2 separate regions of the Homo sapiens genome follow, and region 1 is linked to region 2. A link is an interaction called in ENCODE POLR2A ChIA-PET data of the cell type or tissue named here. Cell type or tissue: Caco-2. All regions are shown on one strand. Each heading gives the region's core, and the rest is flanking DNA. Links, peaks and the distances in the headings are about the cores only.

Region 1 (7,229 bases), core at 2,544-6,543, 230 kb after region 2:
CTTCTCAAGTTCTATAAAAAATGTTGTTGGGCTTTTGATTGGGAATGTGTTGGATTTATAGATTCACTTAAGGAGACCTGACATCTTTACAATATTAAATTTCCTAATCCAAATAAAGGGTATGTCCATTTCTTTAAGGCTTCTTCTATGTCCTTAAGTAAAGTTTTATAGTTTTCTTTATATAGGTCTTACACATTTCATGTTCGATTTATTCTTCTTGTAAGGTTTTTGTTGTTATTGTGAATAAGGCTTTTCCCCCCAATTACATTCTCTAATTGGTGATTGGTGGTGTAAATAAAAGGTAAGAGTTTTTAAATCATCTGACCGGGTGCAGTGGCTCACACCTGTAATCCCAGCATGTTGGGAGCCCAAGGCGGGTGGATCACCTGAGGTCAGGAGTTCAAGACCAGCCTGGGCAACGTGGTGAATGAAACCCTGTCTCTACTAAAAATACAAAAAATTAACTGGCCATGGTGGCGGGCACCTGTAATCCCAGCTGATACCATGGTGGGTTATGGTAGCCTCAGAATGAATTGGAGAGCTTCCCGCCTTTTTCTGTGCTCTGAAATAGCTTATATAATGTAGGAATTATGTGCTTCTTAAAGGCTAGTAGAAAAATTCTGTAAAACTATGTAGACCAGATGCCTTAGTGAAAATATTTTCCTTCCTTAGTTTAATTTTTTATCAGAATAATATGCATACATACTTTAAGAAATCAAATAGTGCTTCAAAACTTATCAGGAAAAACAGCAACTCCCTGTCCACTCTTCCCCATTCCTGATTCTTATTCCCCAGAGACAGCTACTTTAAATTAACTGTTTCTTCTGGCATTTAATTTTTTTTTTAACAGGTTGAGTCAGAGTCTCACTCTGTTACCCAGGCTGGAGTGCAGTGGCGCGATCTCTGTTCACTGCAACCTCTGCCTCCCAGGTTCAAGTGATTATCTTGCCTCAGTCTCCCGAGTAGCTGGGATTACAGGCATGCACTACTATATATGCCTAAAATATATAATTTTTATATTTTTAGTAGAGACAGGGTTTCACCATGTTGGCCAGGCTAGTCTCAAACTCCTGACCTCAAGGGATCCACCCGCCTCAGCCTCCCAAAGTGCTGGGGTTACAGGCATGAGCCATCACACCAGACCTTTTTTTTTTTTGAGACAGAATCTCACTCTGCCACCCAGGCTGGAGTGCAATGGCACGATCTGGGCTCACTGCAACCTCTGCCTCCCAGGTTCAAGCGATTCTCATGCCTCAGCCACCCAAGTAGCTAGGATTACAGGTGTGTGCCATCACACCCAGCTAATTTTTGTATATTTAGTAGAGATGGGGTTTCACCATGTTGGCCAGGCTGGTCTCAAACTCCCAACCTCAGGTGATCTGCCCACCTTGGTCTCCCAAAGTGCTGGGATTACAGGTGTGAGCCACTGTGCCCAGCCTTCTGACACGTAATTTATTATTTCTAAACATTGCAAATACTGCTCTTTCTTGAGTTTGTATAATTTTAGATGTAATTTTGCTCTCTTCTTCCCAACTCACAGGTATATACTTTGTTTTTTGTTTTTGTTTTTTTGAGACAGAGTTTCGCTCTTGTCACCCAGCCTGGAGTGCAATAGTGCCGTCTTGGCTCACAGCAGCCTCCGCCTCCTGGGTTGAAGCGATTCTCCTGCCTCCACCTCCCGAGTAGCTGGGATTACAGGCATGCACCACCGCGCCCAGCTAATTTTGTATTTTTAGTAGAGACGGGACTTCTCCATATTGGTCAGGCTGGTCTCAAACTCCTAACCTCATGTGATCCACCCTCCTCGGCCTCCCAAAGTGCTGGGATGACAGGCGTGAACCCCCTTGCCCGGCCTATACTTTGTTTTTCCCTCATTCCCTCATGATAACTGTTATATAACCAATAGAGTATTAAATTGATTGAACCAACATTCAATGCATACATTCTTATGTCTGTGTGAGTCTTGTTCACATGAACCGTGAAGGATGCTTTGAATTACATTTCCTTTCTTGTACTGCTCTCGTTTCCCCTGGGGTTAATAAATCACCTCCATTTTTGTTTGCTCTGTATGTCTCTCACTAATTCATACCCAGACCTCTCTCCTTAAAAACAAGTTAGCTCAAAGAGCTATTTGTAATTCTGTTCCATCACAATCTAAAGTAACCAAAAAAGATTTAAACTTCTGATCTCCACATGCATGCCTGTTAGGTAAAAATAGGAACTGGCCCTTTAAAGTTTAAAGCCAAGCACACACTTTTCTTTCTTGCCAATAGACATTCTTTGAGGAATGTTTTCCCACAAGAGATGCCTTTCATCTATTGAAAACCTTTTGAGACACACGACCTCCCACTGTCCACCCCTACCTCTCCACTCCTGCAATTAATAATCTCCCAGAGTGTTGTAGGAAATTCTTAATAGCTTCACTATCCACATTCACAGGCTTATTGTTTGTTTTTATTTTGTGCTGATTCAACTGGAATAACCTGTGTCAGAAAACAAGGACGTGCTCGAAGACTAATAGATTTATATAAAAAAGAGCGTAGGCCAGGTATGGTGACCCCATTCACACCTGTAATCCCAACACTTTGGGAGGCTTAGGCAAGAGGATCGCTGGAGCCCAGGAGTTTGAGACCAGCCTGGGCAACATAGTGAGACTGTGTCTCCACAAAAACATAAAAAGTTAGCTGGGCATGGTGTCACATGCCTGTAGCCATAGCTATTTGGGAGGCTGAGGTGGGAAAATTGCTTGAGCCCAGGATGTCGAGGCTGTCGTGAGCTATGATGGTACCACTGTCCTCCAGCCTGGGCAACAGAGCAAGACCCTGGATCAAAAACAACAAAAAAGAACATAGGAACCAGTCTGAAGAGGTTGTCACTGGCCAATATTAGCATAATTTGACCATGAAAAAGTATAATGGTGATAATAGTTTATGATAATAAATTGTTTAAGTCCATGGTGGTACTCTAAATATCCGAGTTTACTTTCTTAATTGACTTTTGGCCGGGCATGGTGGCTCATGCCTGTAATCCCAGCCCTTTGGGAAGCCAAGGCAGGTGGATCACCTGAGCTCAGGAGTTTGAGACCAGCCTGGCCAACATGGCAAAACCCCATCTCTACTAAAAATGCAAAAATTAGCTGGGCGTGGTGTCAGGTGCCTGTAATCCCAGGTACTTGGGAGGCTGAGGCAGAAGAATTGCTTGAACCCCAGAGGCGAAGGTTGCAGTGAACCAGGATCGTGCCACTGCACTCCAGCCTGGGAAACAGAGTGAGACTCTGTCTCAAAACAAACAAAAATAAGTAAATACATATTATGTCTGTGTAAATATTGCTCACATGAAACAAGTAAAAGAAGGAAAAGGAGAAAGTTTGTCTTTACCAAAGATTGCCAGCTAATAAATTTAGAAATAATGGTAGAATTAGAAAAATCGCCATTTTGTAACCCCTAGTGTGATGGAATGATTCTGGCAATTATCAGTAGATGCGCAAACCTTTAGAAGTAACATCACTGGGAAACAGGCTCTTCACATGATCTCAAAGTATGGCCCTATAGAGTATTTAAGTACAAGGGAAAGGTGTCTTTACATTGCAGAGATTCAGCAATTGCCACATTAAGTAAGTGACCAAACTTAGCTTCCATAATACTGGGGAGACATTATATGTCTCCTGATTTGAGGCAACAAGAAGTATATAGATTTAACTATGTAGTCATTTTGTTTGTTTGTTTGTTCTGAGACGTAGTCTCTCTCTGTCTCCCAGGCTGGAGTGCAGTGGCACAATCTCTGCTCACTGCAACCTCTGCCTCCCGTATTCAAGCGATTCTCCTGCCTCGGCCTCCTGGGTAGCTGGGATTACAGGCATGCACCACTGTGCCTGGCTAATTTTTGTATTTTTAGTAGAGACGGGGTTTCACCATGTTGCCCAGGGTGGTCTCGAACTCCTGACCTCAGGTGATTCGCCTGCCTCGGCCTCCCTAAGTGCTGGGATTACAGGTGTGAGCCACCACACCCAGCCGTATTCTTAATAAAAATTGTTTAATGTGAATCTAACCATGAGGAAACAATGAAGCGAAACCAGAATGTGAAACGTTTTTCTGGTGTTGAATCTTTAAAAAAAATTACTCATTAAAAAAATTGTAATTGGCCAGGTGCAGTGGCTCACACCTATAATCCCAGCACTTTGGGAGGCTGAAGCAGGTGGGTCCCTTGAGCCCAGGAGTTTGAGGCCAGCCTGGGCAACATAGCGAGACCCCATCTCTATTTTATAAAAATAAAAAGTAATTTAGCCACGCATGATAGTACGTGCCTATAGTCCCAGCTACTCGGGAGGCTGAGGCAGGAGGTAGAGGTTGCAGTGAGCAGAGGTCGTACCACTGCACTCCAGCCTGAGCAATGGAAGTGAGACCTGTCTCGAAAAAAAAATTAAAAATAAATTTAAAAATTATACCACTATCTAAAAAGAGGCTAAAGAGAAATAACTAAATTCAATACATGAGAACGTTGATCTTGGATTGGTTAGGGTGAGAAAAAGATACAACAGACATATTAGGAATAATTGGTAACATTTACATTTAAATAATATTTGAATTACTGTTAATTTTTTAGTGATAATGATATTATAGTAATATAGGAGAATGTCCTTATTTTTAAAGCAGAGGCCTGCGAATATTTAGAGGTGAACATCCATGATGCCTGTACTTACTTTCAAATGGCTTAGAGAAAAAATGATGCATATGTGGATATGTCCCAGGTATTAAGCGATTATGTCCAATCTCAGTAATCTGCACTCTACTTTGGAGCCAGAGCTGGGACTTTCTCCTTCGCCAGTTAGCTCCATGAAAGGCTTTACATCCCCAGAGTTCTAGAGAGAGATGGCAAGGCTGGAGAAAGAAAAAATGTGTTTTTTTTCTGTCTGTATCCTAATGACAAGCTACATGCAAAAGGCTGAAGTTGTGCCTTCATATACAAAAATTAATTCAAAATGGATCAGAGACCTAAAGTTAAGAGCTAAGATTGTAAACAACTTTTTTTTTTTTTTTTTTTGAGACAGAGTCTTGCTCCATCGCCCAGGCTGGAGTGCAGTGGCACGATCTCGGCTCACTGCAAGCTCCGCCTCCCGGGTTCACGCCATTCTCCTGCCTCAGCCTCCCGAGTAGCTGGGACTACAGGCACCCGCCACCACGCCTGGCTAATTTTTTGTATTTTTAGTAGAGACGGGGTTTCACCATGTTAGCCAGGATGGTCTCAATCTCCTGACCTCGTGATCCGCCCACCTCGGCCTCCCAAAGTTCTGGGGCGTGATCCACTGTGCCCGGCCAATTGTAAACTTCTTAAAAGAAAACATAGGGGAAAATCTTGACATTGGATTTAGCAGTTATTTCTTGCATATGACACCAAAAGCACAGGCAACAACAAAAAAAATAAACTGTACTTTATCAAAATTAAAACTTTTAGGCTGGGCATGGTGGCTCACAGCTGTAATCCCACCACTCTTTTGAGAGGCCAAGGCGGAAGGATCACTTGAGCCCAGGAGTTCGAGACCAGCCTGGGCAACAAGTGAGACCCCGTCTCTACAAATAATATAGCCAGGCATGGTGGCGCATGCCTGGAGCCCCAGCTACTCAGGAAGCTGAGGTGGGAGGATTACTTGAGCCTGGGAGGTCAGTCAAGGCTGGAGTGAGCCATGACCAAGCCAACTACACTCCAGCCTGGGCGACAGAGCAAGACCTTGTCTCAAAAAAAAACAGTTTTAGGCCAGGCGCGGTGGCTCACGCCTGTAATCCCAGCACTTTGGGAGGCTGAGGTAGGCAAATCAGTTGAGGCCTGGAGTTTGAGACCAGCCTGGCCAACATGGTGAAACCCTGTCTCTACTAAAAATACAAAAATTAGCCAGGCGTGGTGGTGCGTGCCTGTAATCCCGGCTACTCGGGAGGCTGAGGCAGGAGAATCACTTGAACCCGGGAGGCGGAGGTTGCAGTGGCCGAGAAACTGAACTTCTGCCTGGGCGACAGAGTGAGACTGTCTTAAAAAAAAAAAAAAAAGGTTTTGTGCACCAAGGACAGTATCAAGAGAGTGAAAGGATAACCCACAGAATGGGAGAAACTATTTGCAAATCATGTATCAGATAAGAAATTAATATCCGAAATATATAAAGAACTCCTACAACTCAATAACAAAAAAATCAGATTAAAAATAGGCAAAGGACTTGACTCATTTCTCCAAAGAAGATACACAAATAGCCAGTAGACACACGAAAAGATGTTCAACATCATTCATAATCAGAGAAACACACACCAAAACCACAGTGAGAGATCACTTCACACACCTACAAAAAGGCCATAGTGTGCGATCATTGTGCCTGTAGCTAGACTGTGCCTGTTGCCCAGGTTAGAGTGCAGAATAGCTACTGCCCTCCAGCCTGGGCGACAAAGGGAGACTCCATCTCTTAAAAAAAAATTTTTTTTTTTTTTGAGACAGAGTCTCGCTTTGTCGCCCAGGGTGGAGTGCCGTGGTGTGCTCTCGGCTCACTGCAACCTCCGCCTCCTGGGTTCAAGTGATTCTCTTGCCTCAGTCCCCCGAGTAGCTGGGATTACACACACGCACCACCACACCTGGCTACTTTTTTGTATTTTTGGTAGAGACGGGGGTTTCACCTTGTTAGCCAGGACGGTCTCAATCTCCTGACCTCGTGATCCACCCGCCTCGGCCTCCCAAAGTGCTGGGATTACAGGCGTGAGCCACCGCGCCTGGCCAAAAAAAAATTTTTTTAAATAAGCAAAATTCTGGTTTATACTACAACATGATGTACCTTGAAAACTTTTTGCTAAGTGAAATAAGTTAGACACAAAAGGAAAAGTAATGTATGATTACATTTACATGAAATACCTGGAATAAGTAAATTCACAGAGGCAGAAAGCAGAATGGAGTTTGCCAGGGGATGTGGAGAGGGAGGAATGAGGAGTTATGGTTTAATGGGTAGAGTTTCAGCATGGGATGATGAAAAAACTTTGGAAATGAATAGTGCTGATGGTTGGATAATATGAATGTATGTAATGCCAGTGAACTGTATGCTTAAAAAATGGTTTAAATAGGCCGGGCATGGTGGCTCACACCTGTCATTCCAGCACTTTGGGAGGCCAAGGCGGGCGGATCACCTGAGGTCAGGAGTTCAAGACCAGTGTGGCCAACATGGTGAAACCCCGTCTCTCCTAAAAAGACAAAAATTAGCTGGT
Region 2 (9,129 bases), core at 620-4,619:
TACCGAGCAGGAAGGCATTTGTGAATAACAGAATCCCTGGAACAAAGGCTAGCGGCAAGAAAACTGGAGCTCTAGTAGGCCAAATCCAGACTATGCAGGGCCTCTCTGACCCCATCTCTTTTATCTTTTCTCTTTTTGATAGAGTCAGATCCCCCACCCCCGACTTCCAAAGAGCCCCTCCGCCCCATGTATCTTGTGCAGTGGAGTCTGTGCATTGCTAACCTGCCCCAGGGGTCTGCTGTGCCCACAGTCTTTATTCTTCAGCGTTCCCCCACATCCGCTCCCCAAGTTAACTTACTGCCCCTAACCCCATCCTCAAGCCCTCATTGCTTCTGTAAGGGAGGGTCTCACAGCCCTGCCCCAGCCCAGGCCCCTAACCCCATCCTCAAGCCCTCATTGCTTCTGTAAGGGAGGGTCTCACAGCCCTGCCCCAGCCCAGGCCCCTAACCCCATCCTCAAGCCCTCATTGCTTCTGTAAGGGAGGGTCTCACAGCCCTGCCCCAGCCCAGGCCCCTAACCCCATCCTCAAGCCCTCATTGCTTCTGTAAGGGAGGGTCTCACAGCCCTGCCCCAGCCCAGGCCCCTAACCCCCTCCTCAAGCCCTCATTGCTTCTGTAAGGGAGGGTCTCACAGCCCTGCCCCAGCCCAGGCCCCTAACCCCCTCCTCAAGCCCTCATTGCTTCTGTAAGGGAGGGTCTCACAGCCCTGCCCCAGCCCAGGCCCCTAACCCCCTCCTCAAGCCCTCATTGCTTCTGTAAGGGAGGGTCTCACAGCCCTGCCCCAGCCCAGGCCCCTAACCCCATCCTCAAGCCCTCATTGCTTCTGTAAGGGAGGGTCTCACAGCCCTGCCCCAGCCCAGGCCCCTAACCCCCTCCTCAAGCCCTCATTGCTTCTGTAAGGGAGGGTCTCACAGCCCTGCCCCAGCCCAGGCCCCTAACCCCCTCCTCAAGCCCTCATTGCTTCTGTAAGGGAGGGTCTCACAGCCCTGCCCCAGCCCAGGCAGGGTGAGGACCGCCTTGCCCTCCTGTGCACTTCACTCTTCGACCTTTCTCTCCCTGCCCCGCTCTTCCGGCCATGCCTTGCACAGCCCTCCCCATCCTGGTCCAGCTCCTCGTCTGAACACACTCCTCTCATTTAGACCCTTCCTCCATCTCGATGGAGCCAGGCTGGGCCAGGACCATGCATTTCCCCGCTCCCAACCAGGGGAACTGCCCCACAAGTCATGGGCTCTCCCTGCCAATTCTGGTCTCCGGGAACATTAACTTCTCCAGGAAACCGTCCTCCTCATCCCCTGGGGGCCCCTCTTGGCCAAGCTGCTGGTCTCCTTCACTCTCTATTACCCTAACGTGAGCTCTGGGAGCGTCCATCGTGCCACAAATGGTCCGAAGGTGGGTCCTGGATGCCAGGCTCTGGAGCGTGGCACTGACAGCCTTTCCTCTCTCCCTTGCTGAGGCTGCCCATTCCTCTCACCCCTACCTCTGGCGCGTTCCCCCAGCTCCCTCATAGAGGATCCCGTTGCTCATCATTTCTGGGGAGGTTGGCCCACCTTCCCCAACTTCTCTGCCGTCCCTCGGGTCTCCAGCTCCTGGGTGGTACCTGAATCCCCGCTGGGCCTTCCCTCCCAGGCCCAGGTTCCTCCGCTAAAGACTCCTGGGCTACTTTGGGCTCCCCTACTCTTCTTCTCCCGGCCCCCGACGCCACAGCCCTCGCTGCGCCCCAGGCCCCCACGGGAGTCCAGCTTCCTCTCCTGCCCACCCTGCAGGACGAGAGGGTGGCGACACCGCAGTGGCCTTGCGGGGTGTGACGGCAGAAACGTCAGGTCCAGGAACTGAGGAGGGGGAAGGGGCTGCCACGTGAAGACCCCCAGGAGCCGCGGGGCTCCGGAAGGAGAGCGTGAATAAGCTCGAAGGGCCCGCCGCGCCCCTCCGCGCCGCCTCCCCGGCCCCAGGCCCGCGGTTCCGGAAAGTTAACCCCTTGTCGGCTGGGCAGGGGCGCGGCTCCCCCTACCCCGCCGCCGCTTCCGCGCCCCCTCCTCCCCTCCCGGTCGCCTCGGTCCCCACCCCCCGCCTCGCCACTATAAATAGCCCCTTTTCCCATTTCCTAAATTCCCCGCTGACGTCGGCAGCGCGTCAGTGTGTAGGAGCCGCGGCCGCATGAATGAGCCGCCGCACGAGTACTACGCGCGCCTATAAAAGCCGCCGCGCCGGCCAGGCTGCGGGAGGCGACCGGGCAGTGGCGACGCGGCCCGCCAGGTAAGCGGGACGGACCAGCCGCGGAGGGACAGATGTGCGGACACGGACGGGAGGACGAGGAGGGGACGGGCAGGCGGCGGGTGGGGCGGCCCCTCCGGGGTGGGGATGGGGGCGGACGGGGGGCACCGGGGTCCCCTCGCGGCTGCGGAGCCGGGGCCAGAGACGACACGAGCCCGCGCAGCACCTGCCGGCGCCCGATGGACACGCAGCTACTTCGGAGGAGCATCGAGTGGAGGACCGACCTCGGAGACCCCCCCCCGGCTTTCTTGGGGCTCCTGCGCCATTCTCCCAGGAAAGTGAGGCGAAGGTGCTGGCGCCCCAGGAGACGCGCCCCCTCCTCTCCCTCCCTGCGGCGCGGTGACTCAGCCTCGCTGCCCGGGCCGGCTGAGCGGGGGTGCAGGCGAGAGACGGACGCCCACCCCCGCTTCCCCGGCCCTCCTGGGACCCCCGCCCCGCATGGCGTCGGGCGCCCCTTCCCGGCAGGTCCCGTCCAGCGGGTCCCGCGGCGCCCACGGCTTCCCGCCTCTGCGAGCGGAGCTGTCCTCTCAGGACCGGGGGGGCGGGGCCTCCCAGGTCCCGCCCCGCCCCCACGCCCCCGCCGGAAGTGCCCCCTCTGGGACATCTTTGACGTCACGGCCCTCTGACGTCAGGGGCCGCGTGCCTGGTCGCGAGCGCCGGGCGGGGCAGGGCGGGAGACGCAGGGGAGGCGGAGCAGCAGAGCCCCCAGCCGGGGCAGCCGGGGCGACCGGGGCACCCCGCCCGGACAGCGCGCCGGCACCTTGGCTCTAGACTGCTTACTGCCCGGGCCGCCCTCAGTAACAGTCTCCAGTCACGGCCACCGACGCCTGGCCCCGCCCCAGGACCGCGGCCCCGGCCGCCGCCGCCGCGCCCGGGGACCCCCAGTCCCCGTCCCTCAGGGCCCCGCCCCCGGCCCGCTGCCTGCGCCGCCGCTGTCCGCGGTGCTGATCAACGCAGGCGCCGCCATCGGGCCGCCCCGTCCGGGTCCCTAGGGGCTGCGAGGGGCGGTGGCCCACGCGCGCTCCTCAGCCCCCGCCGCCCCGCCCGCCCCCCCGCGGCCCTGACGTCAGCCCGCCCCGCGCCGGCGCCGTCCGCGCGCCCCGCCCCCGCGTCTCCAGGGCAACCGTGGCTTTCGATTGTTACTGTGGGAACTGGAGGTAACAGTCTACAGCCATGGTCGCCCCGCAGCACGCCCACGCGCCGCGCCACGCCGCGCCCCGAGCCGCGGGCTGGGGACGCGGAGCAGAAGGAGGCGGGGGCGGCGAGTCAAGATCCCACGTGCCCGCGCGGGTGGCAGGAGGTGCTGCGCAGGGAGGCGGCCTCCCGGGGCCGGCGGCTGAGTCCACCGAGGCTCGAGCGCGCGCGTCCTGCGGAGTGCGTCTGGCGGCCAGCCTGAGGCCGTCCTGTCCTCCCGGCCAAGGTATCCCAGCCAGGGCTCGGCGAGAGAAGGGGTCGGGCTGGGACTCGGGTTCTTTCGATTTCGGTGAGAGGGAAGCCACTGGGACCAGGAGGCTTGGAAGGAGGTTTGTCTCCTGGGGCCTGAAGACAGTAGAGGGAGGAAAGTTTTCTGAGATACTCCACAGCCCCGTTCTTCCAGGAACCCCTAGCTGAAGTGGGCATTGGGCGAAGAGTAAACTCTTGAATCTTTCCCTCTGAGCTAGGAGGATAAGAAGGGTCCCCAACCCTCTGGAAGCCAATGAGCTTGTAAAGTTAACCTGGTCCGCGAAGCGTCTGAACAGATCAGCCTGCTCACCTCAGCCTATCTCTAGGTGCTGGATTCCAATCTGAGACAGTTTCTCAAATTAGCCCTAAAGAGGAGTGAATACCACAGGGGCTGAAGTCCTCTGGTGCGGATGAAGTGTGAACAAGGATCTCTAAAAATATTATTGTATATGTCGCCTGCCTCTGCCAACATCACCCACTACAGGGGATGTCTATTGAATATCAGGTGTGAGACTTCCCCAGAGATAGTGTTGGGAATGGTTAATGCAACCCAGCCCACGACACGTTAATCCAATTTTTCTTAACGTCTCACGCCCCACCCCCTCCTTCACTCCCCACCCGGCTCCTTTGTGAAGTACTTCTAAGACACTCGTGCCGGTTTCCCAGTTAATCAACACCCACATGCTAGCCATCCCACCTCCCCAGGGCCCCGAGGTCTTGCAGATTAAAACGCACTTGCTTCTGGGTTCCAGGGGATGTCAGTGGGTGGACTGCAGTGGACTGCTGGGTGTAGTGCTCTGGGAAGCCAGAGGTCCAACCTGGCATTATCAGCAACTGGTGGTTAAGGGGCCATATTCTGTTTCTGAGCTTTCTGTAAAACGGGATAATAATCTCTTCTCCTCGGCAGGTGCACTGTGAGGATTAAATAGGATCATGTAAGTAAAAATCCAAAAACAGCAGAATGTTATTTTGATCTTAAGTATTCTGTTAGGCTACTACATGTTTGTGAAGGGGTGGTGTTGGGAGGGGACCCCAGCTCTGTGCACTTAGGCAGAATGAACGGGATGTGGGGGGTACACCTTGAGCTTTAGGCTATATATATTTATTGTCTAATATATATATAATCTATATTATATATATGTTATACATACATATACTTTTATTTTTTTTCTTCTGAGACAGTCTCGCTCTGTCGCCCAGGCTGGAGTGCAGTGGCACTATCTCGGCTCACTGCAACCTCCGCCTCCCGGGTTCACTCTGGGCCTGGGGCTGTTGAGAGGTTCCTTGCTAAGGGGGTTCTCTCTCCTAAGAGCTCTAGGAATCCAAGGTGGAATCAGAGGTGGAAAACAGAAATGGTTGGGATATTCTGAGAAGAGGTCAGAATGTGGTCAGAGGGGAAAGAACCAGAGGATTGACCGTACGTCAGGGTTGTTTAGCATCTTAGAAATCATTTAGGGCAGGGCACAGTGGCTCACGCCTGTAATCCCAGCACTTTGGGAGGCATAGGTGGGAGGATCTCTTGAGCCCAGGAGTTCGAGACCAGCCTGGGCAATACAATGCGACTCCCATCTCTACAAAAAAGAAAGAAAGGAAAGAAGAAAGGAAAGAAAAGAAAGAAAATTAGTTGTGCACACCTGTAGTCCCAGCTACTTGGGAAGTTGAGGTGGGAGGATTGCTTGAGGCTGGGAGGTTGAGGCTGCAGTGAGCTGTGATTGCACCACTGTACTCCAGCCTGGATGACAGAGTGAGACCCTGTCTCAAAAAAAAAAAATCATTATTTAGGGCTGGGAGACATGGCTCATGCCTGTAATCACACCATTTTGCGGGGCGGGGCAGAGGCTGGAGGACTGCTTGAGCCCAGAAATTCGAGACCAGCCTGGGCAACATAGTGAGACCCCATGTCTTAAAAAAAAAAAAGCCAGTGTGATAGGTGGCACCTGTAGTCTCAGCTAAGCTACTCAGGAGGCTGAAGCGGGAGGGTCACTTGAGCCGAAGAGGTCGAGGCTGCAGTGAGCCATGATCCTGCACCTGGTGACAGAGGTAGACCCTGTCTTAATAATAATCCAGCCTGGCCAATATGGTCAGACTCCGTCTCTACTAATAACACAAAAAATTAGCCAGCCATGGTGGTGCTTGCCAGTAATTCCAGCTGCTTGGGAGGCTGAGGCACTAGAATCACTTGAACCCAGGAGACGGAGGTGCAGTGAGCCGTGATCGTGCCACTGAACTCCAGCCTGGGTGGCTGAGTGACACTCCGTCTCAAATAATAATAATAATAATGGTACCTACCTCATGAAGTTGTGAGATTAAACATGAAGTTGTAAGGTTTAAGCTATATATATTTATTGCCTAATATATATAAAATATATATGTGTTATATATATATAATTTTATTTGTTTTTTTCTTCTGAGATGGAGTCTTGCTCTGTTGCCCAGGCTGAAGTGCAGTAGCATGATCTCGGCTCACTGCAACGTCCGCCTCCCAGGTTCAAGCAATTCTCCTGTCTCAGCCTCCTGAGTAGTTAGGACTACAGGTGTGTGCCACCACCCCCAGCCAATTTTTGTAGTTTGTTTTTTTTTCTTTTTTTTTGGAGACAGGGTCTAGCTCTGTCTCCCAGGCTGGAATACAGTGGCACAATCACAGCTTACTGCAGCCTCAAAACTCCTGGGCTCAAGTGATCCTCCCACCTGAGCCTCCCGAGTAGCTGGGACCACAGGTGCATGCCACCACACCCAGCTAACTTTTAAATTATTTGTAGAGAGGGGGTCTCACTATGTTTCCCAGGCTGGTTCTGAACTCCTGGGCTCAATTGATCCTCATGCCTTAGCCTCCCAAAGTGCTGGGATTATAGGCATGAGCAATCGCACCTGGCCCTAAATTAGGCCGCATTAAAGCTCTTGCTTATTACAATGTCTGGTATACAGTTATTACTCAATAAATGCTCTTCTGGCCGGGTGCAGTGGCTCACACCTGTAATCCCAACACTTTGGGAGGCTGAGGTGGGCGAATCACTTGAGATCAGGAGTTCAAGACCAGCCTGGCCAACATGGCGAAACCCTGTCTCTACTGAAAATGCAAAAATTAGCTGGGAGTGGTGATGCACACCTGTAATCCCAGCTACTCTGGAGGCTGAGGCAGGCGGATCGCTCGAACTCAGGAGGCGGAGGTCGCAGAGAGCGGAGACTGTACCACTGCACTCCAGCCTGGGTGACAGAGCGAGACTCCGTCTCAAATAAGTAAGTAAATAAATAAATGCTATTCCTATTTCTATCCTTCAGACCTAATTTTCCTTTGCTATAAATTGAAAATGTTTAAGCAGTGATTGTTCTGGGGAGCTTGCTCCCCTCCCTGGTGGGTTGCAAGAGAGTCACACTAGGGGTTTTTCAGATAACACACCCTCACCCGAGGCTTTCATTCAACCCCTAAGGCAGTGGCTTTTCAAATCCCTGCTTGGGAATGATGGGGGCAATTTGCCAAAATGCAGATTCCTGGGTCCCAGTGATTCTGACTCAGTACATCTGGAGTTGGCCCCAGAATTCAAGTTGGTTTTTTGAGATGGAGTCTCACTCTGTCACCCAGGCTGGAGTGCAGTGGCACAATTTCGGCTCACTGCAACCTCCGCCTCCTGGGTTCAAGCAATTCTCCTGCCTCAGCCTACCAAGTAGCTAGGATTACAGGTGCATGCCACCACGCCCAGCTACTTTTTTTTTTTTTTTTTTTTGAGACAGTTTCGCTCTCGTTGCCCAGGTTGGAGTGCAATAGCGTGATCTCGGCTTACCGCAACCTTTGCCTCCCAGGTTCAAGCAATTCTCCTGCTTCAGCCTTCCAAGTAGCTGGGATTACAGGCATGCGCCACCATGGTTGGCTAATTTTGTATTTTTAGTAGAGACAGAGTTTCTCTCTGTTGGTCTGGCTGGCCTCAAATTCCCAACCTCAGGTGATCTGCCCGCCTCCGCCTCCCAAAGTGCTGGGATTACAGGCATGAGCCACCACGCAGGGCCAGAATTCAGGTTTTAACCAATGTTCTGGATGTAAATGGTACACAGAATCTGCGTATTGGGGGTGGGGAGGGGCACAACCCCCTAAGAGTCTCTCTTGCTCCTGGACGGCATGATGGGAAGTGACCTGTTCCACTTGTCGAGAACTAGTGGACCCCATGTTTCCCTCTAGCTTGGACACTATGGTTCTCAGGAGGAATCCTCACCCCCGGCCAGGAGCCCTTCTCCTCCACCTACTACTGCTGGGCTCTACCTCCCCCACTTTTAATTTTAAGCCTTGGCTCAAAATTCACTCCCCAATATTTCTCCCCTTCTCTCTACTTTCGTCCTCAATAATCCCAAGCAGCTGGGGTGTACAAGTCGTTTTCACCTCTTGGGACCGTGCTAAAGGGGGCAGCCTATGATTACCATGAGGGTATGGGAGCCCTGAACTGCAAATCTATCATTTCCAGAGAAGCCAGAAATCTGAAATTTTCTGTGCAATTTCTGAAACTTTAAATCAGAATTTTTTCTAAAATTCAATGGGTCAGATACCACAGTCTGTGTAATCAATCCATTCCAAAGTCTCCTCCTTTTGCTAAAGGAGAAGATTCCTTAAAACAAGGCAGAAGCCAACTGAAGCAAGGGAGAACCACCTCCCACCCCTCCCCACACACACTTTCCACACCCAGTAACTAGGTCTCTGGGCGGATAATTCTGTTTTGTTTTGTTTTTTTTAATTTTGGACAGCTAATCTCTGTAGTGAGGAACCCAGAACTTTCGGTAATGTAAGGGATATTAGTCTGGTTGTCAGAAAAATGGGCTGGAGTATTTGTGCTGTGTCCCTGACCATAATTCCTGCTCAGTTGCTTAGCTCCCTGGCAACTATGTCTGAGGGCTAAACAGGAGTTGGTGTGATCTTCCAGAAAAAGAACAGGCTTCTTGTCTTGCAGAGGCAGGAAGTCAGAAAACAAGAGTGTGTGTGTGTGTGTCAGGGGGTGGGGGGTGTCAGGTGGCACTGGAAATGGGAGGGAACTCATTAAGAGTGGGCAATTGGCCAGGTGAGGTGGCTCACGCCTGTTAATTCCAGCACTTTGGGAGGCCAGGACAGGTGGATTGCTTGAGCTCGCAAGTTGGAGACCATCCGCACAACATGGTGAGACCCCTTCTCTACAACAAATACAAAAATTAGCCAGGCATGGTGATTTGCGCCTGCAGCCCCAGCTGCTTGGGAGGCTGAGGTGGGAGGATGGATGGCTTGAGCCCGGGAGGTGGAGGCTGTCAAGATTGTGCCACTGCACTCCAGCCTGGGTGATAGAGTCAGACCTTGTCTTTAAAAGTAAAGAAAACAAAAAAAGAGTGGGCAATCCTAGGTAGGTGCAGTGGCTCAGGCCTATAATCCTAGCACTTTGGGAGGCTGAGGCAGGTGGATTGTTTG

The links. Peaks named below come from ENCODE experiments on the same cell type or tissue, not always from the same donor. Only the 100,000 strongest peaks of a DNase experiment are listed, where the experiment ranks them.
Region 1: POLR2A ChIA-PET joins it to region 2 with 6 read pairs; 2 of 35 experiments call an interaction of 5 or more read pairs at or near these places.

Annotation. Positions count from the first base shown.
Region 1 is chr17:1,815,858-1,823,086 of GRCh38, reverse strand. The region is part of intron 2 of SMYD4 (SET and MYND domain containing 4); the gene reads left to right. Among named protein-coding and RNA genes, the nearest start is that of SMYD4, 10 kb to the left of the region's middle. In Caco-2, for the core only: no CTCF peak of the experiment used is centred there; no DNase peak of the experiment used is centred there.
Region 2 is chr17:2,044,250-2,053,378 of GRCh38, reverse strand. MIR132 (microRNA 132) reads left to right here and starts at 3,371; the gene lies at 3,371-3,471. MIR212 (microRNA 212) reads left to right here and starts at 2,999; the gene lies at 2,999-3,108. It overlaps LOC124903896 (a long non-coding RNA gene), which reads left to right and starts at 3,430. Exons shown (of 2, transcript XR_007065576.1): 1 at 3,430-4,218; 2 at 4,621-4,672. RefSeq lists an enhancer at 1,275-2,170 and silencers at 2,716-2,865, 2,876-3,675. In Caco-2, for the core only: no CTCF peak of the experiment used is centred there; DNase peaks (open chromatin) are centred at 2,898, 3,328 and 3,705; H3K4me3 peaks cover 2,479 bases.